2 separate regions of the Homo sapiens genome follow, and region 1 is linked to region 2. Evidence: chromatin loops called from intact Hi-C (ENCODE). Cell type or tissue: IMR-90. All regions are shown on one strand. Each heading gives the region's core, and the rest is flanking DNA. Links, peaks and the distances in the headings are about the cores only.

What was found. A loop is a pair of places that touch in the nucleus more often than their neighbours do. Peaks named below come from ENCODE experiments on the same cell type or tissue, not always from the same donor. Only the 100,000 strongest peaks of a DNase experiment are listed, where the experiment ranks them.
Region 1: a loop joins it to region 2, with 2.1 times the contacts of the local background. A loop is called at or near these places in 2 of 110 quality-filtered maps.

The regions. Positions count from the first base shown.
Region 1 is chr9:108,156,018-108,168,811 of GRCh38, forward strand. The region is part of intron 4 of LOC105376214 (a long non-coding RNA gene); the gene reads right to left. Among named protein-coding and RNA genes, the nearest start is that of KLF4, 670 kb to the left of the region's middle. In IMR-90, for the core only: no CTCF peak of the experiment used is centred there; a DNase peak (open chromatin) is centred at 6,864; H3K27me3 peaks cover 455 bases.
Region 2 is chr9:107,745,408-107,758,201 of GRCh38, forward strand. It overlaps LOC105376208 (a long non-coding RNA gene), which reads left to right. Exons shown (of 7, transcript XR_930229.2): 2 at 6,984-7,144. Among named protein-coding and RNA genes, the nearest start is that of KLF4, 260 kb to the left of the region's middle. RefSeq lists enhancers at 5,745-6,472, 6,514-6,613, 9,523-10,722, 9,861-10,155. In IMR-90, for the core only: no CTCF peak of the experiment used is centred there; DNase peaks (open chromatin) are centred at 4,564, 5,474 and 6,574; H3K27ac peaks cover 2,662 bases.

The DNA of each region.
Region 1 (12,794 bases), core at 2,690-10,689, 410 kb after region 2:
GTCTTAAATTCATTTGGTTCTTTTTTTTTCTACCCTCTTAATAACTTGTACTATACTGTGTATTCTCTGTTGGGGAAATATATTTTAGTACTGTACATGAAGTATTATAGACCTATAGGGTTTTAAAAATATATTTGGTGTTTTTGAAAGAGAGAGCATATTGAATTCATGAATTTATTTGTACTTCCAGTTTAATTGCAATGCAGTTTGAGTATTTTTTTAAAATCCCAAGCCAAGGCAAACTGGCCATAATTTACAAAATGTATAACAACCATTTTCATTTTTCACTTCTAAAGTCAATACTTGTATAAAAAGAAGCCTGGGAAACATCACACAGGCAGAAGGAATCATCAAAACACGGCAAAGTGTGTTGTATTATCCTGGGGTGACCATTAGTTTCTATCTGCTGTGAAGAAGGCATCTTTGCCAAAAGCAATTTCACTGACCAAGATATCAGCACAGGGCATTGCTTTTCCAGAGAGTCTTATTTAGCCAGTGCAATTCAAGACCCTCTTTTCCCTTTTCTGCCAACTCCCACTTCCTGAAACCAATCCTCAGTTTCACTTTGGAGATGAGATTCCCATTCTCTCTGCTAAGAAACTCATGAGAGCAAGGCTTTTATCTTTGAAGGAACGTGCCTGTGCGGGAAGCCAACACCCATCAGACTAACAGTGACTCAGGTCTATTAAATATGGTAACACTCAGAGAAGGCGTGGCATAGGGGGAGAACTTTCTGGGTTACATAGTCAGGGTTGTGAAGGAAAGGGGGTTAAGATTGCGGTTTATCTCATTGCTTGGTTTCACAACCTTGACCAATGTCACTTATGTTCTCTGACCCTTGGTTTCCTCTTTCATCAAAGAGTGATAATAAACCCCATTTCAACCAAGTTACCATGATGATTGACCAAGATAACACATGCAAAGCATCTGACAGATAGTAGACACTCAGTAAACAGTATCAATTGTTATTATCTCAAGTATTTCATTTAGCAAACATAACTAGGGCAATCTACCTCTTAATATGTAAACCAACTCTAATGATCAATAAAAGGTCAACTGTATCATTGCTCCATTGCTCCATTCTGATTTTTTCCAAGTAATTTTCACTGAACAGCACCTATTTATATAATGTACATATGTTTGAAATTGCAAGGGTGAATAGATAGAGAAGGGGGAGAAGAAATACTAAGAGAGGAAGCATGGGCTAGGTAGTTTATAATTTATCAATATAAGAAGACACATAACAATTTCTATTTTCAAAAATATCATCATAAAACTAAATAAATACCAGTTTATTTGAGACTTGAAGAAATATTTTTGTTGGTTTTGTGGCACTTAATACTTTCAGGTGTTATTTAATTTTGGCATTTGAATGCTAAATCTTTTCAAGACAAATGATTGATGTATCTACTAGTTTTACAGTGAATATATTTCAGCTGTCCATCATTCAGCTCTTCTGACAACTGGGGTCTGTGGGCAGGGGCCAAGGGAAGAATTTCCCATCGTGCATTTTCTTGGTAGTAAATGAAAGGTACTCTCCTCTCCCTTCCTTGGTAGCAAGGGTGCATGCAGATAATCTAGATTGAGCCAAGGACACATTCCACCTAGGAGATTAGAATCAGAAGCAAGAGGTGCCAAAAAAGAAGCAAAGTTGGAACTGACTGTGGTAGCATGCAGCAGCCATGGTGTCCAATGTCAGTGCCCCGTAGTGGCTGCAATGATGGACAGTCCAAAGCAATGTCTAACAGCAGTGGAAACCAAGTGTCACCAGCTGCAGTGGTGTCCAGCAGCAGTGCTTACTTACTCTTGATAAGTAAGATGTGTGGTACTGGTCTAAGGACCTATTGCTGCCTGGCTTCCAGATGTTCTTTGAATCTTGCCTATGCTCCAAAACTACCTCTGCAAGTTTCTACCAATTATAAAAATTATCTTTTTTCCTCCCCAAGTGAGTTAGATACTCTTGCTTGCAACCAAAAGGTCTGGCCAGCACACGATTTTTCTCCCTGTGAACTGTCTCTAACACCCCGTGTCTTATTCCCTATGGGATCCTGCCTAATCCAGATTCCATATATATATATATATATATAAAATTATATATATGTGTGTGTGTGTATATATATATATATAATTATATATATACGTGTGTGTGTGTGTGTCTGTGTGTGTGTGTGTGTGTGTGTGTGTGTGTGTGTGTGTATATATATACACTCTCCATCCAGGTCTCAGACTTCAGTCTTTATTGGTCTCTCCTCTTGAAAACTGCCAGAATTAAGGACCTCACTTAAAGAGGAGTTGAAATGGATGATTAATTTTATATGTTGATGTTTAACTGTGTTCATGCTTCTCGTAGACCTAACAGCCTGTTTGGCCCTGTATCTCTTCACTTATATTGCTGTGTTTTGTCTCTGCCCATCTGTTCACAGTTCTTAATTTATACTTATACATAACATGTTTGGTGTATGCTAGGGCTAAATTGTGTACACTAGGGCTAATGCCAAATTCTTTTAGGGCATTGAATGCACACATTTATCATACATTTGTAAACACAGTCCTCATAACTTTTGGGTTGGTTTCCTTTCATTTTTTCAGAATTCAGCCATTGTGCAGTACCCACCCAGTGTAGTCACTCTGCCAGAAATGAGCTGAGGGTCTGTCCCAGTCAACAAACACAAAAACCACAATTCAAAATGATTGACATGAAGATCCATGTAACGGCCTTTTAGGAATGCAACTGGGTTTAATGTAGTGAAAATGACTCTTAGAGACTTCCTCTTCCTTAATTTTCTACCCTATTTTATAAACTGGGAACTACCATCCATTCACAAACATTAGGAAGTAGTCCCTCTACCCTTGATTCTGTATCTCCAACACCCAACCCATCCTCAGAAAGTAGAAAAGATTTCTCTGAGCAGTTTCGGCTTTTCTGTCTCTTTTCGGGGGGTGGGGGGGGGGTGTATGTGTGTGTTTATTGCTTTGCATCTGCCTCCCAGTGGAAGCACACCTGGATCAGAGCCCTGAGTCAGTTCTGGAGACCAACATCTCTCTGTTCTTATTCAGAGGCCTTTCAGGTGTGAGGGGCCATGCTTCCTTGAGGCTAAGCTGTCTTGTTAACTAACCCTGTTTACTGTACTAGGGCAGCTCATTCCAAAGTCTAGATGTAGGGAAAAGTAGAAGAAAGCCTGTTCAAGCTACATTCTCTCACCCAACATTACTAGTAAGAGAAAATGATTTTGATCTCCATCTCTCTGACTTCTCTATTTCCCAACTGGTTTCAAACACAATGTGTGTATACGCATCCCCAGTGAGGTTACAAGAGGTGTAGTGAAAGATGCAAGTAGCTTCCATGCATTAACCCTACTGTAGGTAGAACTGTATAGAAGTCGCTTCAAACTAAAAGAGAAAAAAATAAAAGTAAAGGTTAATGTATTCTATTTTCTCTGTAATGCCACAAATTTTATTCTATTTCCCTGCATCATTTGGGCTGCAAGATGGCTTTCCTCATACAGTATGCATTACATTGCTTATTTGACATTTACTTAGAACCTACTCTGCACCAGGCTGAGAGGTGGACACCGGAGTAATCCCTCAGAATGCAAGAATGAATGCAAGTGGCAAGGGATGGGGCTGGGAGGGAAGGGGTCACATTAAGAAGGACCTTAAGTAAAGTGCTAAGGAATTTTGGCATGACCCGAAAGCTAATAGTTACTTGATATCTCAGCCACCCACTTATCAAAGAAAGTCTGTGACCTGGGGTGGTGGCGGGGTCGGGGGGGTGGTGGCTCCAAACTGATTCTTAGAGCCCTAGGACTTCATAGATGGCACTTAGGGGTCAGTCACTATGAGGGAAACGCCAAATAGAAGGATCCTGGGTTCCAGCAAATCCATTCAAGACACCCCCATTTTCATCTGTATTGTATACTGATGTGTTATGTAAGAATTGTTCTGAAGAAAGAGCTAAATATCAAACTTACTTTTTAAGGTTAAAACTGTATTTAATAGTCCCATTGAAGATTCATCTACAAGCAGCCATCTTTAAAGACTCAACTTATTTTATATGTCAAAGTGTGAATCTCAATTTGCATCTCCAGGTATCCCAGAAATATCATATTTTTTGCCTTCTCTTGAAATAAAATTAAATGTGACCCCAAGCTATCATTCTACCAGGATGGCAAAATGCCCAATCTCAGTCACAAGGGGTTGTCCCCTTTCCCCACAAAGCCACATCAAAATCCCCCAAAGAGGAGGGCTCTTTAATTTTTAGTCCACCAGGGTCATCATGAACATCTTCACTGTCTAAGCCTAAAGCATGTCCCTAAAGCTCAGCTGCTTCCCTGCCATCCATGCCCGGAATCCTACCTTCTATACACACAAAGCAGCCAATCCCTCCCAGGTTTGGTCATTTTCCTAGAAAGCAAAACAGAGCAGGGCATAAGCCTGGGCTAATCATTGGACTTATAGCCCTTCTCCATCTCTGAGATACCCTCTCCACTCCCTGCTCACATTTTCCAACTCTTCCTTCCATTGAGGACATTTAGTATAATGCTTTCAGTTAAGGATTTAGCAAAACACAAAACAAAAAAAGAAAAATATATATATACAAAAAACAAACAAAAAAACCCTTGTGGTCTTCTAGAGGCTTCTATTTGCCATATTGAAAAACTTCAAGAAAAGTGAAATTAATTACAACCTGCTACCTGCCTGAATTGGAGTTCAGGGAAAATAACATAAAGAGCAAAATCGCATGCTGACACTTCAATAATGTAAAATGCATGGTTTTGTTTTGACATCATTATATAAAGTGTCAGTTTTGTCTTCCTAATCGCTGACTCCCCTTCCTGGAAAATAACAATTTTGAATAACTGAAGAAATTAGTTGGCTCAGCATTTAGTCACCCCGGGGACTTGTGACCTTTTTTATTTTCTGTTTCAAACAGGGACAAAATCATCTGCCCAAGGGCAGCCTTCACAGAAGCTCCCCAGGAGGAAGCACAGCATAGCATTACAGGCTGGACTGTGCAGTCTGGGAAAGGTTTCCCTCTCTTTCTGACCCAGGGCTCTCAGCAGGCACTGTGTGGGACCAGGTGACTCTCAAAGTCTCTATTGTTGTCTCAGCTCCTCAGTCTTGGTGGGAAATCAGCCAGCTGAGACACTGAACTCTTCTGGACCAGAAACGGCACTGGAGTCCTTGGCTGTAAGAAGGGATGGACTGGGAACAGTACATCTGCAAAAGTGTAAAGCCAAGAAATGTTTGAAAGCCCCACTAAGAACCAGACTGAACCACCAATATGATCTGGACGAGGAAGAGGAAACCAGGTATAAGAAAGTGCTAAGCTGGCAATACCAAGACAGAAAGAGCTTCAGAATGTGCATTGCCTGTCTGTAAAGGGTGCAGGTTGGGAGTGAAAGCTGCTACATCAGGATTCTGACAGTCATAGGGGACAAGGACAAGGCTGACACATCCAGCTCCTCTTGGGTGAGGTCCCCAAGAGCATTCTTGGTCCTTGCCCCACCCCTCACTCCACCTAATGGTGCTGGGGCATGTTACCTTTTTGGTGGACTACAGCCATTGATCTCAGTTAAATGGAGCTAATTTTCTCAAATATCTTTAGTGTCAGAATAGATCTCTTTCTCTCTTCATGGCCACCAGGACTCGTGGGAAGGAGACAATAACTTGGGCAAGCATATCTGCTGTGCAAACACAAAGTTGCCCTCAGGTGGGCAAAGTTCAGACTCAGAGCTAGGGAGTTACATTCCATTTTGGCACTTACATGAAACTACCACCTCAAAATAGCTTTATCTGTACCAAAAGTGGTATTTTGGTTCTCCAGCCACTGACACATTTGTCTGTTTTTTTGAATTCTTCAAAATGGAGACAGGGGAGGGCATACCATTCATTAGGCACCTTGAAAACCTTGACAATGGTGTCAGACTTGGCTGAATTGGATTGAATCGGTATTTAGTCAGAGGCAGGCAAGGGCTTCAACAGTTGGAACGCAGCCCCTGGCCAGACAAATGCCTTCCTGTCCTTGAAGATGTAAGCCCCAAGACCGACCATGACAGCAAAGTACAGAATAAATCACTAGCAGTTCCCAGCAAAGCCCAGGGATAGATAGAAGTGCCCCAGATCATCAATAAGTGAGAGCTATGATATCCTCACTTCACGGGTAGTCAATTTCAAGGAGGAACTCCAAAGACGGCATTACTAGAAGGAACACAAGTTTTCCTAAGAAACAGAAGAAATTAACATTTATTAACTTTCTCCTGTGTGTCAAAAACTTTCTACCTATTGCCTTATTTGAGCCTTAAAACATTCCTACAAAGTAAACATTATCTCATTTTTCACAAATGAGATGGGTGATTTGCCCAACGTCATCATGTAGTAAATGGTGGAAGTGAAAACTGATGCCCAGTATCCTGACTCCCAGTGAAGTGCTCTTCTTATTACACGCTGTCCAGAAAAAGACCATCTCCAGGGAGCCGCCCATCATTTTGATACCTACATTCAGGTGTGCTGGTTAGAAGAAATCAGTGATATTGACTCACAGTCACCCCTTAAAGAAACATCCTAATTATAGCCAAGGGCCTGGGAAACACATGGACCAAGCTACCCATCGTTAAATCAAAATAAGAGCTTATTACGTCTCTCCCAAAGAAGAAGAGAGTGTGATTATATGGCTGCCTATTTATTCCTCAAACCCCATTTTGAAAGTTGTCTTTGAAATCGGTGGAGAGTACTTTTTAAAAATTCCCAAATTGCTGCAGCCTTGGTCCAAGGTTTCCAACAGGACACAGATGGGCAGCAAGGCCAGTCTCAGTGGTCAGGCTTCCCACTGGTGGAGCTTGTGCCAAGCAGCTCATTCATGGTCTGCTGAGGGAGTGGTGACTCATGATACAACTGCTTTATTTCAGCTTCTGGAACCACAGGAATACATGGTTTCAGAATAGAAAAGACCCACTGACCATCAGAGAGAGTTCTTCTCTGGACAACTGTATAGACTCTCTGACTTACACCAAATTATAGGCAGCCAGAGCATCCCAGAAAACACTGTCAGCATCTTCCCCGGGGGCTCATCCAAGTTTTTATGTTATATCAAACCAGGTTTGGTGTAGCAGTTTTAAGGGCCTAGGGGAAATGATTTAATTCATTCATTCATTCATCCTATACTCCCAGAGAACTGATTTGTTCTAGCTTCTGGAAATATTGAGTTTGGAATGAGCAATATTGGTGATAAATATATATATATAGTCCTTGTCCCGAGTAATGCCAGATGTATAGTAGATAATAAATATTTATTGAATAAGAAAATGCTCTTGAAAGCCACATTTGAAAGAGAACATAAATAAGTACATGTTATTTTACTGCTATCGTAGGATTATTCTCAAAGTAACAAAGCAAACAGAGGATAAAATACTTAATTCTGCTTTTGGTTGGTGGAAAGGGACTGATCTTTCAGAGAAAGCTACTGAAAGAAAAAACCCATTTGAGCTGAGTTTTGAAGCATGAATAGGAGTTTGGCAAGCTTATAAAAGGGGAAAAGAAACCTGGGTAAAGGAAATGCTATGTACACAGTAATGAAGGTGGACAAGAGGATAGTGTGTTTGGGTGCCCACCAACATTCCTATGGTAAAAGATTGCAGCATGCATGGGGGCGGGTGAGGTTTTCAGGAACGCAAGCGGTGAAATCAGCAGGACACCCGGCTAAGCTAAACAGCCTGGGCTTATCCTGTAGGCAGTGGCACAGGGAGCCATCCTGCCCAACATTACTTTTAGGAAAGCAGTTTCAGAGCAAATATGGGTGACTCAGCACAATCTACTGGCATCTCTGGGAGCCATGCTCAGCCCTTCCCTTGTGCTGGTGTGTGGGCGTGATGTCTCTGTGCAAGGAGACCACCCACCTGGTGTCATGGCACACATCTGACTTTGATGGGGATTTCTCTAAGCCCCATGGCATGAGTAAAGCTTATTTGGAAATATGAAGGCAAAGTTCTCTCATGCTTTTACTCACACTTTTGTTCTTTTTTTCCCCCATTTGGTTCACATTTTTATATTACCATCACAGAATTGTTTCTCTCTGCTGCCTCTAGTTCTCCATCTGAAAAACCATCATCTTTGACATCTCTTTCTCTGATTGGCAGATAACTCTACCCCCACTTCAAAGCCTAGTCCAAATGCTGCCAGGCATTTTGGTCAGCAACTGCTTAATAGACACCACTGACACCTCTCTCACCCAAGCCCTGCAGCAGAAGGGAGCCGTTTTAACGTGATTCTCCCACCAGGCACTCTACAGCCACTCCCCTCCAGACTCTCACATGAATGAATCTCCTCACCAAACCTTCTGGATATCACCTCTCACACACACACCTTGAACATGATGCACATTGACCGAAACCTTGAATACAGGTAGAAGGACATAAGTATTAAGAAACTGAAAGAATGTAATAGAGGGCTGGGTGCGGTGGCTCATGCCAGTAATCCCAGCATTTCGGGAGGCTGAGGTGGGCGGATCACAAGGTCAGGAGATCGAGACCATCCTGGCTAACACGGTGAAACCCTGCCTCTACTAAAAATACAAAAAATTAGCTGGGCGTGGTGGTGGGCGCCTGTAGTCCCAGCTACTCGGGAGGCTGAGGCAGGAGAATCGCTTGAACCCGGGAGGCGGAGGTTGCAGTGAGGTGAGATCCTGCCACTGCACTCCAGCCTAAGTTAATAAAAAAAAAAAAGAATGTAATAGAATATGTGCAAAGAGTGGCAATCATTTATTCAGTATTACTGAGGATTATTTCCATATTTATTAACCAATAATAAGATAGACAGCAATGTGAAGGCTCCAGACATGGAGAGATTCATGAGGGAGAACACAGAGAAGAGGAAAGCCTGCTGCCAAGAGAAAGGCCAATTCTCTTTCTTCCTTTTGTAATCACACAGTCTATTGACGTCTCTGCCCAGCAATAGTATCCCATAGTCTTCCATCCACTGGGATTTCATTCCTAGTGCTTCTATTCTCATTCCTCTTTCCTAACAGAATCTCCAAGGAAGGGAGAAGCTGATCCATCCAAGAAGATTTATTCTATGGGAAAGGCATCAAACACTCCTCATAGCTACTGTGTGGTAAGCCTTAAACAAGTCCTATTTCCTTAACATAAATCTGGAAGGCAAGAGGAAGCCATGGAAGGTGTGAAAGAGGGAATAATATCATCCAGGTGGTGTTTTAGAATTTGTGGCAGAGGCTTTTGGTCTTCCCTGAGCTCTGGCTTCTCATGCTGGCAGAGCATTCTAAAGGAGAGCTTGAAATGATAAGAAAATGATCACAGATGCTCAGGTGAATAGCACTGATCCTAAAATTGGGATCACATCTGTTCTCCAGTGAGAGTTTGCAAAACTCTGAACACCTTGTCCCGACACCATCTGCTCCATCCCCCTTCCCCACCTGATAACCTTTTACCAGGCTGGTAGTCGATCCCAGGGAATCAACCATTCCTCAACTCACTGGGGGCTTGATGTGGAATTGGAGCAACTCCTTTTTGCCCTCTCTGGCCCACCTTGAACTTTCTTGTCCTCACACCCTGCAGCCCTGCTACCAGCTCCTCTGCCCTCAGTTGTGTGTTGACCCAACCAGTAGCCTCTTTCATCCCAAGGACCTGTTGACCATCCCTTTCTTTGCTCTCATTCTGACTTCTCCTCCTCTCCTGGTCACTTTCTTCTTTTTCTATCAGGCATTCATTCAACAAGAGTTATTTCGCACCTACTCTATAGTGAGTACTCTGCTAAGGGCTAGGGATACAACTGTGGAAGCGCTCTCCAGAGTTTCTGCCCTCATGGAGCACAAGAAGAGAAAAGTAAACCGATGTGGAAGCGGCTAAGTTTGCATTGGAACAGGGGGAACACAAGGAGCCATGCATGCAGATAGCCATCCTAGTGTGGAAACTCGGGAAACAAAAGGACCAGAGAAATAACAAAAGTTAGATGAAAACTCAGCAGATGCCATGAGTATAGGTATGAATGTTAAAGTCACTTGAGTCAACCAGGAGTGAAGCTGCAACTTTAATTTCATAAAATTTAATCAAATTCATAGCAAATTTAGTTGCTTCTTTATGTAAACTTGACCAATTCAAGATAGAAGCTCAGCTAGCTCAAGATGTTTTCCTCCTTTTTTTTCCTTCCTCTCCCAGCATTATGTAAGCTGGGGTGATGATGGAGAAGTGTAGCGGGGATTGCAGCAGTGGTGTGGGGCCGTATCTGAGCCACAGCCCTGCCTCTGCGCCTTCCCTGCCTCCCCTGCCACTCCGCTGCCGCCATGATGCCAGGGCCACTCCTGTCGCATCTGAGTTCCTCCTCCTCACTCTTCTCCTCACTCTATCTCTTAAAGCCCCAAACTCCAAGTTTCTGGATTCTCTACTTCCAGAGGATGTAAAACACAGTTAACAACCAAACAATCTCTCTTTTTGAAAAGGATCCTTTTAACTTTTTATGCAGAGCAACCTATCTTCCCTTTGTCTTAACACCTCCTCTTCATTCTAGGTCCAAGGTCTTATTTGAATAACCAATAGCCTAATCAAAATGTTTTCACAACAAAACAGCAATATTTTTTCCAAGGCAAACTCAGCTTAAGTATATAAATAGCTACAGTTCCTTAAAAATGGACTTTGCTTTTCTTTTGTTCTACTACATGGAAAAAGGTTAAAGTCCAAAGTCCATTCTCTTTCCCCTGAACCATGCAGCTCTCCAAGCACAAAGCCGACTTTTCTACAGAAGGATTTTAGTTTCAGTTGTTTGTTCAGTTGCCCTGGGTTCCTAGGGGATTAAATATTGCATAAATTATTGGGGGAAATTTGCCTACAGATCCTTAACAACGGTTAAAAAGCCCTGCATCTCACATGATCTACTTTGCATCTTTCCAGTGGCACACATTCTACTGGTTGTACCATTATCATGATAGAGATCAAGATATAAATATCAAGGATTAAAGGGTTGTATGCTTTTCTAGGTTACCTATGCCTCTGTTCTTCTCTTATCACAGAAAATGAAAAGTTAGCTCTCTCCCATCTATTTAAGACAGCATGTTTTCAGAGAACTGTCTCCTTAAACAGTTAAAAATCAATCAACAATATAAATAGAGGAGAACTCAAAACATGGTTATGCTTTATCCTATAATTAATTTAATTTCAAGAGAGGTGCTGTAGGTTCAATCCCAACAGCTCAATACCTATTCCACCTGAACAAGTGACACCAGGCATGGGTAAATCAAGTTGGAGAGCTGCTTGTGAGAACAGCTCTGGAGTGGAAAGCTTTCTAAGGCCAAGGTTAAAGTGGAAGGAATGTTGCACAAGGCAACCTAAGGCAGCTTGACCAGATTGTCAAGGTTTTCACCAAGGAACCAAAAGTATTTGAACATCAATAACAGGACACAATAGCAGAGCAGGTAGTGATATCACTGCCATGTGAAAGGCATGAATTGCTAGTGAGGGGTGGCACCAGGGTAAAGACACAATACTGAGCTCTAAGGAGCACTGGCCAAAAGCTAGAACTACTGCGTGCACTCTGCTTCAGTGCCCACCCTCTAGGAGCCTGGCTGACAAATGGCTTCTCCTGAAGACATCCTTAAAGGTCAGTCTGACTCTCTAAGAAGAAACAGGAGCAACACACCCTCCACGTAGTGTGCATGCAGTCAGCTGCATTCCTAGGGCCATGTGGTCCCCATCACTCACCGTCCAGGCCTGTGCTAAACTATAAATTTTTTAGAGAAAGATTCCAGATAAACACAAGCTCCTTGTTATCGGTGCAAGTTCAGAGCCCCTTAAAGAATGATGAACAAATTATTTCCTTGTTCAGCCGCACAAAACTCATGAGTTGTGCTCACATTTCAGGATTAAAAACTATGAAGTGTGCAAGCAGTCAAACTAGGCTTTGATGTATGCCCTCTAAACAGTAAAAGTTTATAATCCACCTGCCCAGAGGTAATCCTGGTATTCTGAATGGGAAGCAGAATGGCCCTGACACTCTGTTCATTCAGCCATGGACTCCAAAACATTTGGTTGTGCCTCAAACCCATTTGCTCTTTAGCACTTGAAAAAATAAAATGGAGAGAGAGGGATGATTGTATAACCGTCTCACATTCATAGTCCTATTTATTTCTTTTAAAAACTGGAATTAGAGCATTAACCCATTTTACATGATTCCTTCAAGGTCACACAGCTGGTGTTATGGATTTAGAAGTTAAATCCAGATCCCAAAACCAAACATCTACCATGCACCATGTCCAAAAATGTCCTGCCAAAAGGAGTGTCTGAAGGATAGGAAATATGGCTTATTTCTCATGGTTTAATATCAGGGATATCAGGATTTCACAGATAGTGCTAGCCTTGGGTAGAATGTGTGATTCTTTTGAAGTAAAGCCAAGGTAATGGGAAACACTGAATATTTCTTTGTAGGCATCCCTTCTTTGGCTCTCTCAAAGTCAAGCTTCTTAAGTAAAATGGCACGTTCACAGCATTTTTGCTTTGTTGAGTCCAAATGACCCAATGAAGCAGCAATCCAGAGTGAGGCAGGAAGAGGCAGAGTTCCAGGCATGTCCAGTGACCCAGCATCACCTCCATCCCAACCAGGACCTGCTGCTGCCAGGGCTACAGATGAGTCAGTCTCGTTCCAAACCAAATGGTAATTAAGAAGGGATGCATTTTCAGACTGCTGTGGTCTGGTATTCTTCTGGCAACTTTTGAAGGCTGTCAAAGCTCTGCCAAAGATAAAGAGAAGGAACTCCTATTTATTGGTTGAGTGGCTACGATGAACTGGGCACT
Region 2 (12,794 bases), core at 1,962-9,961:
CTCCCATGTGCCAGCTTTTGAGTGTGGAGTTTTACTTATAATCTTTCATGAGTCTTCAAAACCATCTCATGACTCCTCAAAACCATCTCATGAGGAAAGGATTACAGTTGACCTTTGAACCACATGGGTTCGAGCTGCGCACATCCCTCTGCCCACACTTGTATGTGAATTTTCTTCTGTCTCTGCCACCAAGAGACAGCAAGACTAACCCCTCCTCTTCCTCCTCCCTTCTCAGCCTACTCAATGTGAAGACAATAAGGATGAAGACCTGTAAGATGCTCCACTTCCACTCAGTCAATAGTCAATATATTTTGTTTTCCTTATGATTTTCTTAATAATGTTTTCTTTTCTCTTGCTTATTTTACCGCAAGAATATCGTATTTAATACATATAAAATACAAAATATGTTTTAATTGGCTGTTTATGTTATTGGTAAGGCTTCTGGTCAACAGTGGGCTATTAGTAGTTACGTTTTTGGGGAGTCAAAAATTATACAGATTTTTGACTGGTGCCCCTAACACCTATGTTGTTCAACGGTCAATGATCTTTTAGATAGTGCTCACCGTGAAAGGAAAATAAATCTTGGCACCCCAAACTCACCAAGCCGAAGGCAAAAGTTAAGCTGGGAACTGGGTCATGCAAACCTGCCTCCAAGTTTTGTTCCTAAATAAGATGGATACAAAGATGAAAAGCTACATAAAGATGAAAAGCTACAAGGAAATTCCCGGTGGGCCCCAAGATCTTTACCCTAAAGCATTTCTGTTAAAGCTCAACACGGCAATTTATTAATAAATAGATAGTTTATCTTCACAGGTGTGGCAACACAGGATAGAACTATAAGTCATCCCTCTACCCACCTGAAACCAGTGCATATCTGATTGTTTCCTCTGCCCTATTGCCTAGGTTATCTTACATAAAAATGCAGATTCACTGAGCCAGACTAAGGCATGAATGACTGTTTTCCCCTCCCTGCCTCTCACATGAAAATTGTGTATTTCTCAATTTCCCACCCTTTCTTCTTTAAATATTGAAGACCTCAAAATCATCTTTGGAGAAAGGCATAGACCTATCTCTTGAGTATCTTTTTTTTTTCTTTTGGAGACGGAGCCTTCCTCTGTCGCCCAGGCTGGAGTGCAGTGGCATGATCTTGGCTCACTGCAATCTCCACCTCCCTGGTTCCAGTGATTCTCCTGCCTCAGCCTCCCAAGTAGTTGGGATTACAGGCGTCCACCACCATGCCTGGCTAATTTTTATAGTTTTAGTAGAAACGGGGTTTCACCATGTTGACCTGGCTGGCTTGGAACTCCTGATCTCAGGTGATCCGCCCGCCTCAGCCTCCCAAAGTGCTGGGATTACAGGCATGAGCCACCGCGCCCAGCCTGGGTATCCTTAACTTAGGCAAATAAACCCCTAAAATGACTGAGACTTGTCTCAGTCACTTTCCTTGATTGACATCACTCACACATGAGGTGATTGAAAATCTAAAGGTTTAAGTGATTTTCTACCTGAAAATGTAAAAAAAGGGGTTACATTCAGAGCTGTCTGACTCGAAGCTGCTTGTTTCTAATTCTCCGTGGCTCCCTTGTGTGCCCTTGGTGATGGATGAATTAATCCAACCAATTCTTTCTTTGATTCTACTGCATGGAGACACAAAGATAGAGAAGGCCTGCTGGTGACTGACAGTGTTTGTGTGCTGGGAATGGAGAGTTGTGGAAGATGGATAGGTAAACAGATTTTCCTTACAAGGTGCCAGCCATAAGCAAAACAGGATGTGGGAGCACTGGGTGGAAACACAGAGCAACTTAGCCTGGGATGTTGTTGAAGCCTTCATGGAGGAAGTGATGATGATGTGGGTCCTTTCAGGAAGCTTAATGATGAGCCAAGCACCATGCTGGGCAAAGTGCTCTCCCAGGCTAGTGAGGAAAATGAGGGAATGAGAAAGGAGGATGAGGAGGGCTTTGAGGGTGATGAGTCAGATGCAGGCACAGCCTTGGTAGTGGGTTTTAGTCCGTGCTCTGAGATGCCCAGTTTTTCATGAGAAAGAAAAGCATGTATGCCCACCCAGAAGAATGATTGTTAAGACAGGCTAAGAATATTGAGAGCAGAATGCACAGCCAACGCAAACTTGGCTGTATGCTCTTCTTTCTATGGGGATTTCTCTCCCTTTCTCTGCCTGTCATTCAGTGAGCAGAACAGAAATGTGTTCAGGCACAGGAGGAGGATGAACTGCACACCAATTGAAGGGAACAGTATGGGGTAGAGCAGAGTAGCACAAAACAGCATGCACATTGTGAGTTTGTGTAAGTTAGCTTTTGCTGTATAACAAACCAACTCAAAGCTTAGTGACTTAACCAATATTTATCATTTTTTAGAATGATTTTTTGGGTTGAGTGAGTGATTCTCATGGTCTAAGTGAGCTTAGTTGTTGCTGGAAGTTGTGGATGGTGTTACCCACATGTTTGGGGTCAGCTGAGATCTCTTTCCACATGGGCCTTATCCTCAAGGAGTCTAGCTAAGGTTAGTAAACATAGTGGCTGGAGGGGCTTGCAGAAAGAAAGAGCTTTCAAGCTTTTGCTTGCTTCACATTTGCTAATGGTCCCATTGGCCAAAGACAGTTTCATGGCCTACTGAGATTCAAGGGGCAGAGAAATATGTTCCACTTCTTAATATAAGGAGCCGCAACTCACACTACAGGTATGGGAAGGATTTACGGGTGGGAAATCCAGTGTTCTTGCTGCATATGGTGATGGTAGAGAAGAGGAAACCAAAGAAACAAAGGCACATCCTGATGGGCCTTGAATGCCAAGTGAAGGGCTTCAACTTTATTTTGTAAGCATTGAGGGTTCCTGAAAAGATTTAAGCAGGCCAGCTTTGGATTTAAAAAGCCCATTCCAGTGGCTATAAGAAGGTTGGATTGGAAAAAGGTAAAATTCAAGGAAAAGGACCCATTAGGCCATCCATATTTCAGGAACAGGGGGTCAAGGCCTGAACCAAGACTGTCACTGAGCTCTTTGAAAGCAGGGCCATAAGTTCCTCATGTTTTTAGCCCATGTGTAGCACAGTGCCTGGTCTCGAGTTGGCATTCACCAAATGCTCAAATGAATGTTATACGGAGAGCAGAGTGTGGACTGCCAGATGGTTTGGAGGTCAGATGACCAGGGCTTTCCTGATAGTCAACAACAGGAAGAAGAACGAGATGGGTGTGAGTGTTCAGAAATTTGTTCGTGTCAGCTGAGGAGGTGAAGGCTGGGTGCAGAGTCAGAAGCCAGTTACAAGGACTTGAGATGCACATCTCTCTGTCCATCCTCTGTCATCTCCTTCATGTCAAGGACACTCTCTGACATGAACTTGGGCAACTCTCTTCGTTCACCAGGGCCTCTGTTTCCAAATTCTTTAAAACAGAGATGGTAACTCCAGGACCCTGGCAATGCCAGTAATATACTCTGAAGAGAAACTATGAGAGAACCCCACTTAAAGGGTGGACATCACTGGTGCTCTCTCATTAAGGTTGAGCATTATTGGACAAACCTACCCACATGAAGGTCAGGCTGGGAGGACTGGAGCAGGTTCTTTTTTTTTAGTGAAGAAATTTTCCATTGGGAGCTTCATGGAAATGATGCTTAATGCCTTTACCACTCTGCCTTTCCAAAGGATGTTAGTCTCCCTCGTGAGAGAATCTATGTAATGTACTGGTGACGTAGGCATCATCAAGGCCTATTATGTCCATTTCCCAGATGACGGACATCCCATTGGAGATGGCAGTGATTGGCAGAAAAATTACAGGCAAAGGCTAGGTCAGAACTCTGAAGCCTGAATTCTGCCCTGAAGGTCATGGCTCTTCTCCAGCAGTAGCTCCAATACAGGCTTCTCAAGTTTACCCAACTCTAGCGCTAACCAGCTCTTCAGAGTCCTTTCTCTCCAATAGTCATCTTTGTGTAAAGAGCCAAAAAGCAAATGTTCCAATTAATGAAAAGGCTCTTCTATAATAGGATTTGTATGAGATCAAAAGGGTTTCTAACTGGGACAGACCTGCAAGCTTGGAGTGCTGTGCTTTTCCAGCATGTGCTGTAATTAATACATACACTGAACATTACATATAATCTGCATATTATTGACCCAATGCACAATTCATATGGTAATGCCATTAATTGCATATTACCTAGGCGGCTTAATGAACATTACATAGGTTTTTAATGGATGTAGTTACTATAATTGAGTTCAATTATATCCCTGCCATGCATATGAGGTCAATAGACTAGCTCGACCCCACAGGGTCTGGGAGAAAGGAAACAGGTGTTTGTAGTGAGGGCAATTTGTGAGCTGGAGCAGAGAGAAGGGAGAGGCCAAGGGCCAGAGATGACTTGCTTGGCTGGGCCCTTTTTAGGGCCCGGATAGTGGTACACAAAGCTGGGTAAACAGCAGGCAGTCTATGCACAAAGGCAGGATCTCCTGCTTGCCCCTCTGCTGTGGGTTTGGAACAGGGCACCAGACTGGAGCCCTGAAGCCAGCCACGCCCACGCTGTAACAGGACACTTTCTTCTACGCTGACCCAAAGCCAATGGGCAGTTGCATCACTTCCTCTGGCAGAGTGGAGGCCACATGATTCTAGCATCTGGGCTTGCCAGGGATGCAGGGGAGCCCTGCCTGTCCATGATGCTGGCGCAGAAGGCCCTGAGCCTGGTGTTGCTTCTTTTCTCCAAATTCTATGTCTGGAGTGGAAGAGGCAAAGCTGCTGCTCCCATATTCTGGGTGCTCACACCCTCTAAAAGAGATAACCCCATGTGGACAGAGAACTAGGGAGTGAAGAGGCATCAGAGTTCCTCATACTTCCCTTCCTAAAAAAGAGAAAGGTGACTCAGAGATGACAAACACCTGCCATAAACTAGGCACTGCTGATGTTACCTACTTTACCCTCCACTGGATTTCTCCCATTTGGTTAAAGTGATACTAAATCTTCAGAGAGGTTAGAAATTTTCCCAAGGACACACACACACACACACACACACATACACATGCACACACAACACAACACAACACAACACACACAGAACTTGTTGAAGGTGGGGTCAGAATTTGAACTCAGGTCAGTCTCACCCCAAAGTTTACAGCACCCAATTACTCCAGGCTGCTTTGTTGCAACTTTGCTGTGTTCCTAGTTTTGAAGGCCACTCCAGAAGGGGTAAAATAATGATGAAAAGGAAAGTTTGATGCAGATATCAGGATAGAAAGAAAAGAAGAAAATGAATGATTTTTTTTAAAATCACAGAGAGAGAATTTGATTTTTCCAGTAACCTTCTTGCAAAGTATACATTTGCATGTCTCTTTTTCTGCCTGTCTTTCCACTCTCATTGACCGCTGATTTGCTAAGTTGGGCTGGCCAGGAATACACTTTCTATTTAGAAAGCAAATGCGGCCAGATTTGGGCCCCGGCCTAGGAGCTGACTCACTTTTGCTGGGATGACACATTCACTGCGCATGTTTCACAATTTTCAGAAACACCAGATTTATTTCTGTCAATACCCAGAGCCCCACTTCGCTGTCCACCTAAGGCCACACACTGAGGCGTTGCTATTTTTTTCCCTGGGGCCTAAATGGATGGGAAGACTTCCCATGCCTGAAACATCACCCTCATTTGTAAGGAGAGAAAGTCTGGCCAAGAATTGCAGTGTTTTTAACCAGAATTTGGCTGGCTTTCAATAGCTTTATGCCAAAGCTGTACCAGCCAGAGAGATGGCTGTGAGTGTGTGTGTGTGTGTGTGTGTGGAGGCGGGGGGGGGGGGGGTGAGGCTTGAAAACAAGGCAAAAAAGGAAGGAAAAAAAAACACGCAGACAGCAGAGAGGAAAGGAGAGAATAGGAGAGAATGAGGGTTGATTAAGTTTGGCAAGGAAGAAAAGAGAAGGAAGAGAGGGAGTTTAAAAAGAGAAAGGCAGCAAGAGAAATAACAAAGGAAGAATCAGGAGAGAGAAGGAGAGATTAACTTACTTTAACTAATCAACTACTATGAGAATGCCAAGCATTGTTGGGGATGCTTCTGCACACCACCTCATCTAATTCTCACAACCACCTTGTGGGTACACATAATGAAGCTTCATTGTTATTAATAAAGAAGTAGGGGGCTCAGGAAGTTGGAACCCTTTGCCCTGAGGCTATACTGATAATACAGGGCAGAGGGATTTGGACCTCCCATCTCTGACTTTTAAAAGCTTGGAGGACTCTGCTTGCCATCAGGGAGCTTCATGGGAGGCCCTGTGATCTGGATGGTCCGTGACAGTCTCCTCTAAGGGGGTTGTTTACACACTTAGACACTAAGAGCTTAAGACTTGAAGGGACTGCTACATATACAAAGCTCTGGATTCAGAGCTATCTGGAAACTTTCTCCAGGGTAAATAAAAACAACCACTTCAACAATGTTGCCAATGAATCTCTCTCCAAAAAAGAAAAGGAAAGGAAAAGGGAAAGTGATGCTATTTTTTCCCCCTCCAAAGTAAAGGTTACAACAACATTTTCTTTGAGCTGATGTGAGAGCAGCCAGCAGACATTTCTTTGGTAACCATCTCCATGTGTCTGTGTGGAAAGTACCTTGCAGTGACTAAGCGTTCGTTGAGGTGATTCACTTGTCACTGCGCTTGGGGACTTTGGACTAGTCCTGGCAGCTGCAAAGTTATTTTCATCGGCTTCTGACCCAGGCCCTCCCTGCAGGGCACAGGTGCCTGAGAATGTACCCCTGTCTCTGCTCACAAGGTGAGCAAGGGGGGCTGGAAGACAAGCTCTCTCTGGACTCCTGGCAAGACTTCTAGAAAGTCCTAGCTGCTAATTTCCTTGGCAGCCTAGGAGTCAAGGGTCTGAGGCAGCACTCAGGGCTTGAAATGAAATGAAGCTCATTTACTGAGCATCTAGGATATGCCAGAAGTTTTCTCTTCATTTGTCTCATTCTTCCTCACAGTAATCCAAATAAATGTTTTCTTTTGTCATTGAAACGGAGACCCTAACAGAGCAAGAGGCCTGACCTTCACACCTATGTAACCCAAGGTCACAGAAATGCTGAGGGGCCATGTGACTCCAGTGAAGCAGGAGTATCCATCCAGCCACAGAGATGGGACCTGTCCAAATGGGACCTGTCTGTTCCAAAGGTTATTCTGCTTGGTAAGTCTGTTTAGATTGCAATATTTTATTAAAATTATATACACATAGAAAAGGGCACCTAGAAGTATACAGGTTGATAAATGTTCACAACCTGAATAGAGCCTATAATTAACACCCAAATCAAAAAGCAGAACATTCCCTCTGGTCACCTGTCTCCAAGATGACTGCCATCAGTTCATTTCCTCCAAGTATATTAATGTCCTTTTCCTGGAGAAGTGGAATTCTTCCTCTTTTCCCCTTGAATTTGGACTGGCTTTAATGACTTCTTTGACCATAGAATGAAGCGGAAATGTTGCTAGGGCTAGATCATAAAAAACCTTGCAGCTTCTCCCTGGGTCTCTTGGAAACCCTCTCCAGGAGCTCTGAAATACTACATAAGAGGTCCAGCTACTCTGAGACTGCCATGTTGGAGAGGCCACATATAGGCACTCCTGTTGACAGTTCCAGTGGAACCCAGACTTCTGGTGATCCCTGACAAAGCAGGAAATTTGTTAGGAGAGTTTTCTTGGACCCTGCAAAGCAGCCCATTTGCCAGCTAAAGACCACTGAGTGACCCCTGTCAAAACCACATGGAGCAAAAGAATCACCCACCTGAGCCCTGACCAAACTTCTGACCCACAAAATCATGAGATATAATGAAATGATTGTTGTTTTAAGCCCCTAAGTTTTGGGGGTAATTTATTAGGCAGTGATAAGAAAAGTAAATATAATCCACCAGCGCAGAAGCCCCCAGTTGACCCTTTCCAGTTATTATGCTCCCTTCAATGGTAACCATGTGTCAACTTCCTCTACCATAGATTGGTTCTGCCTGTTTTTATGGCTTCTATCAATGGAATCATACAATATCTTCTTTTTTTGTGAGCCTGGCTTCTTTGGCTCAATATTATTTTATAAAATTCTTCCCTAATGTTGCATGTAGCTGCAGATTCTCATTCTCATCATTGTAGTCCAATGTGTGACTATATTAATTTATCCATTCTATTATTGATAGACATTTGAGTTGTTTCCAGCTTTTGGCTATTATGAATAACATCGCTATGAACATTTCAGTGTGTGTGCATTTCTGTTTGATATATACATGTGTCTCCATATATATACATGGAGAGAGAGAGATGGGGGTGTGTGTGTGTGTAGATATGTATATAGCTGTGTGTCCACCTATATACATACCTATATCCATCTATATCTGTATCTATATCTATATCTATATCTATATCTATATCTATATATACACACACACACCCCACAGTGTTATAGGTCTCATATATATTAGGTTGGTGTAAAAGTAATTGTGGTTTTTGCCATGACTTTTTTCTCTCTCTCTCTGTCTGTGTATATATATATATATATACATATATATATATACACACACACACACATACACACACACACATACACATTACTTACAAGGTTTTAAACACTTTATTCCCCAGCAATTCCTCTCCTGGGGGTGGTGTGTATGTGTGTGTATATAGGTGTATGATATAGTTTGGCTGTGTTCCCACCCAAATCTCATCTTGAATTATATTTCCCATCATCCCCATGTGTCATGGGAGGGACCTAGTGGGAGGTAATTGAATTATGAGAGTAGTTACCCCCATGCTGCTGTTCTTGTGATAGTGAGTTAGTTCTCATGAGATCTGATGATTTTATAAGGGCCTTTTCCGCCTTTTGCTTGGCACTTCTCCTTGCTGCCACCATGTGAAGAAGGACATGTTTGCTTCCCCTTCCATCATGATTGTAAGTTTCCTGAGGCTTCCCCAGCCATGCTGAACTGTGAGTCAATTAAACCTCTTTCCTTTATAAATTACCCCGTCTCAGGTATGTCTTTATTAGCAGCAGGAGAACAGACTAATACTATGTATATAGGTATGCATATAGGTGTGTGTCCAACTATATACATACCTATGTACACCTATATATATATATACACACACACACCTCCCCAGTCTTATAGGTCTCATATACATATACACACACACATATATATAGGTCTTCTAGGGTATGTGTACACACACACACACACACACACATTACTTACAAAGTTATAAGTACTTTATTCCCTAGCAATTCCTCTCCTACGGTGTGTGTGTGTATATATACACAGGTTTTCAAAATTGTTGTACTTGGTTTATATGCTTCTCAACCGTGTTTGATGGTTGCTCCATATTCTCCTTAGAACTAGCTGTTTTCTGTCTTTTTCTTTTGTTTTCTTTTCTTTTTCTTTTTTTTGAGACGGAGTTTCACTCTTGTTGCCCAGGCTGGAGTGCAATGGCATGATCTCAGCTCACTGCAACCTTTCCCTCCCAGGTTCTAGCAGTTCCCCTGCCTCAGCCTCCCCAGTAGCTGGGATTACAGGCATGCGCCACCACACCCGGCTAATTTTGTATTTTTAGTAGAGACGGGGTTTCTCCATGTTGGTCAGGCTGGTCTCAAACTCCTGACCTCAGGTGATCTGTCTGCCTCGGCCTCCCAAAGTGCTGGGATTGCAGGCGTGAGCCACTGTGCCCAAACTGTCTTTTTCATTTTGCGTTTGAGGATCTTGTACAATTAGCTAGCACACAACAAATAACAGGGCTGTCCACCTGCCAACATGGCATCTGAGACATGCAAGCTAAATGCAGAAAAATTGAGTTCCCTTGACACAGATGGGCTCCTTCCATGAAAGGGAAAGAATATTATAATTATTTGTTCATATCCAAGAAGAAGGTAGCTGGGTTCAGCTTTCACTGCCTTATTCTTCTGGAGAGTTTCTGTTTTGTAAGTCAGGCTCACTGAAGATGTGATAGAGGAAGTGATTGAGATTCTGATTATTTTCTTCATTCTTGGGCCCTGAGTCATCTCCAGGCCATGGGGCATTTGGGAAAAGGTGAGGCGGAACATGGCAGTTGGGTTTATTTTAGGGCAATCAGATGGCTGGGTCATAAAAACCTGTTCAGGGGACTTGAAAATTCACTCTGCCGCATGCTCCATGACTCATACATTTTTGCTTCCTAATTGATGTGACAAGACATCCGGGCACACTAAACTCAATATTACAAGGAAAAAAACAAGAGCGTGACTGATTTGGGTAGATGTATTGAGCTTATGGCAGCTGAAAAAAGTACTGTCCTCGTGTGACTAAATTTTCTTAAATCCAGTCGAATCACAGATTTTGAAAAATGGCAGAAACTTGGCATGATGGTTAGTTTTTTGTGTCAGCTCAGTTATTTAAGCAAACACTAATCTAGACGTTGCTGTGAAGGTATTTTGAAGAGGTAAAGGAAATCACTTGTCCTTAAGTAAAGGAAAGAACTGGGCCTCATTTAATCAGTTGAAGGCGTTAAGAGCAAAACTTGAATTTTCCTGGAGAAGACAAAATTCTGACTCAAGACTGCAGCATCAATTCTTGGCTGAGTTTCCAGTCTGCCAGCCTAGCCTATGGATTTCAGACCTGCTAGCCTCACAATTCAATGAGGCAAATGAGATATGTACGTGTGTATACACATACAAATACACACATACATGCATATATACATATATGTATATATACATGTGTGTATATACATACACACATAGATGGAGGAGTGGATAGATAGATTAATAGATAAATAGATGGATAGTTAGATACTATTGGTCTTCTTTCTCTGGAGAACCTTGACTGATATATATGATATAAATGAAATGAAACAATCCAGAAAAAATTTTCAGATTTTGATCAAAGGACAGGCCATCCTGTTGCTATGATGTGCTTGGAATGGGCGCCTGAGGGTAGGTATGATTATCAAGCACCTTCCCTGCTTAGCCTGACTCAATTGTAGAAAAATGAAGCTGAAAAACACACTATGGCTACTCATGAAAAGTTCTGGATGGTAAGTTGAGATTTCTGTTGAATCCTATGGCCAAATTCTAGATCATGTTTAGCCCTATCTGGTTCTATAGAAATCCTTCTTTCATGATTGACTGGCTACAGGTGAAAACAACACTCTTTGATGTAATTAGGAATTAACCTGGAGGAGTCCTCCATGAATACCTGTTCTTTCCAAACCCATTCTGTCTGAACACATCAATATTCTCACCAACTTAGACTGAGCACGGACCAGCACAAGACTTACACTCAGGGAAATCTGTTTTGTCTTTTCATAAATAAAGTCAATTAAGTAATTCTTAAAAACAATTTTTTTTTTTTGAGACAAAGTCTGACTCTGTAGCCCAGGCTGGAGTGCAGTGGCACAATCTCAGCTCACTGCACCTCTGCCTCCCGGGTTCAAGTGATTCTCCTGCCTCAGACTCCCAAGTAGCTGGGATTACAGGTGTGTGCTGCCACACCCAGCTAATTTTTGTATTTATAGTAGAGATGGAGTTTCACCATGTTGGCCAGGCTGGTCTGGAACTCCAGGCCTCAAGTGATACACCTGCCTCGGCCTCCCAAAGTGCTGGGATTAGAGGTGTAAGCCAATGTGCCTGGCCAAAAACAACTTTTATATTATTGAGTTGAAAAATAATCTTATATCTGAATAGTTAACTGATTTATCATTAGGGCCCCCATATGTGGATTTCTGTGTGATGGCAAAACAAAGACAAACTAACCCACTTTGAATGTTTTTCCACTAGACCTTGCTATCTCAGGATTCTAATAACTCTCTGTACAACCTTGGATGGGTCACTTAGCCCTTCGACACTTAAGTTTAATTTAAAACTTAAGTCTCTGCCAGAGCAGAAAGGAGCTTAACAGGTCACCTAATTTTGACATTCACAGAATGAAATAAGTGTCTCACAGCAGATTTCCTCATAGAAATAGAAAGCATCAACATTTTTAAGAGATCCACCCATAGGCCAGTCCCTGTTTTCACAGATGCTATGTCTTATGTCATGGACTCCAATGCTTCTAGCTCTCTGTAGAAAAATTGACAACCGTCATCTGCAATTTTGATACTGAACTCTGGGTAAGCCCAGTTTTGCCCATTGTTTGCCTTCCTTGGAGAGATTTTATACACAAATCAATATTGAAGGACTTTAAACATCCTGTAATGTGCATATGTATCCACATGTACCCACGTAAGTAAGACACATCTGTAGAAATCAGGAGGACCCTCTTGCTACAGAACCAAGACCAAGGGCCCTTTTTAGAGAGACTTGGGAGGCTGTCTACTTCAAAAGCATTATCACTAGTCCCATGGCTCCAGGTGCTCCCCTGTTAATACATTCTTCTCCTGCAGCCAGGGTGAGATTCTAATATTCCATAGCATCACGTCCCTCCTGCAGAACCTACAAAGGCTCCCATTTCCCACTAAATAAAACCCAAACTCCCTAGTCAGACATACATGGTGCCCCGTAATGTAGCCCTGCTCCTCTTGCCCTCTGTACCCTCACCATCCCCATCTCATCCGCAACTTCCCAGGAACACACAGAATGAAGCTCTCCCTTCCCTGAATATGCCAGACTTCCCCTAATGTCCATGTCCATGCTATTGCCCTTGACTTTGCCCTTCTCATCCCTTCTACCTGGGAAAATATATTTTAAAAGCTAGCTCAAGTATCACTTCCTCATTAAATCCTTCCAAGATTTCCTGGGAAGATTATTTTTCCGTTAACTCACTCCTATAGCAGATTTCATGGATTTCAGTGATGGCCCTGATTATATAGGATTGAATTAGTTTTTTTGTGTTTGT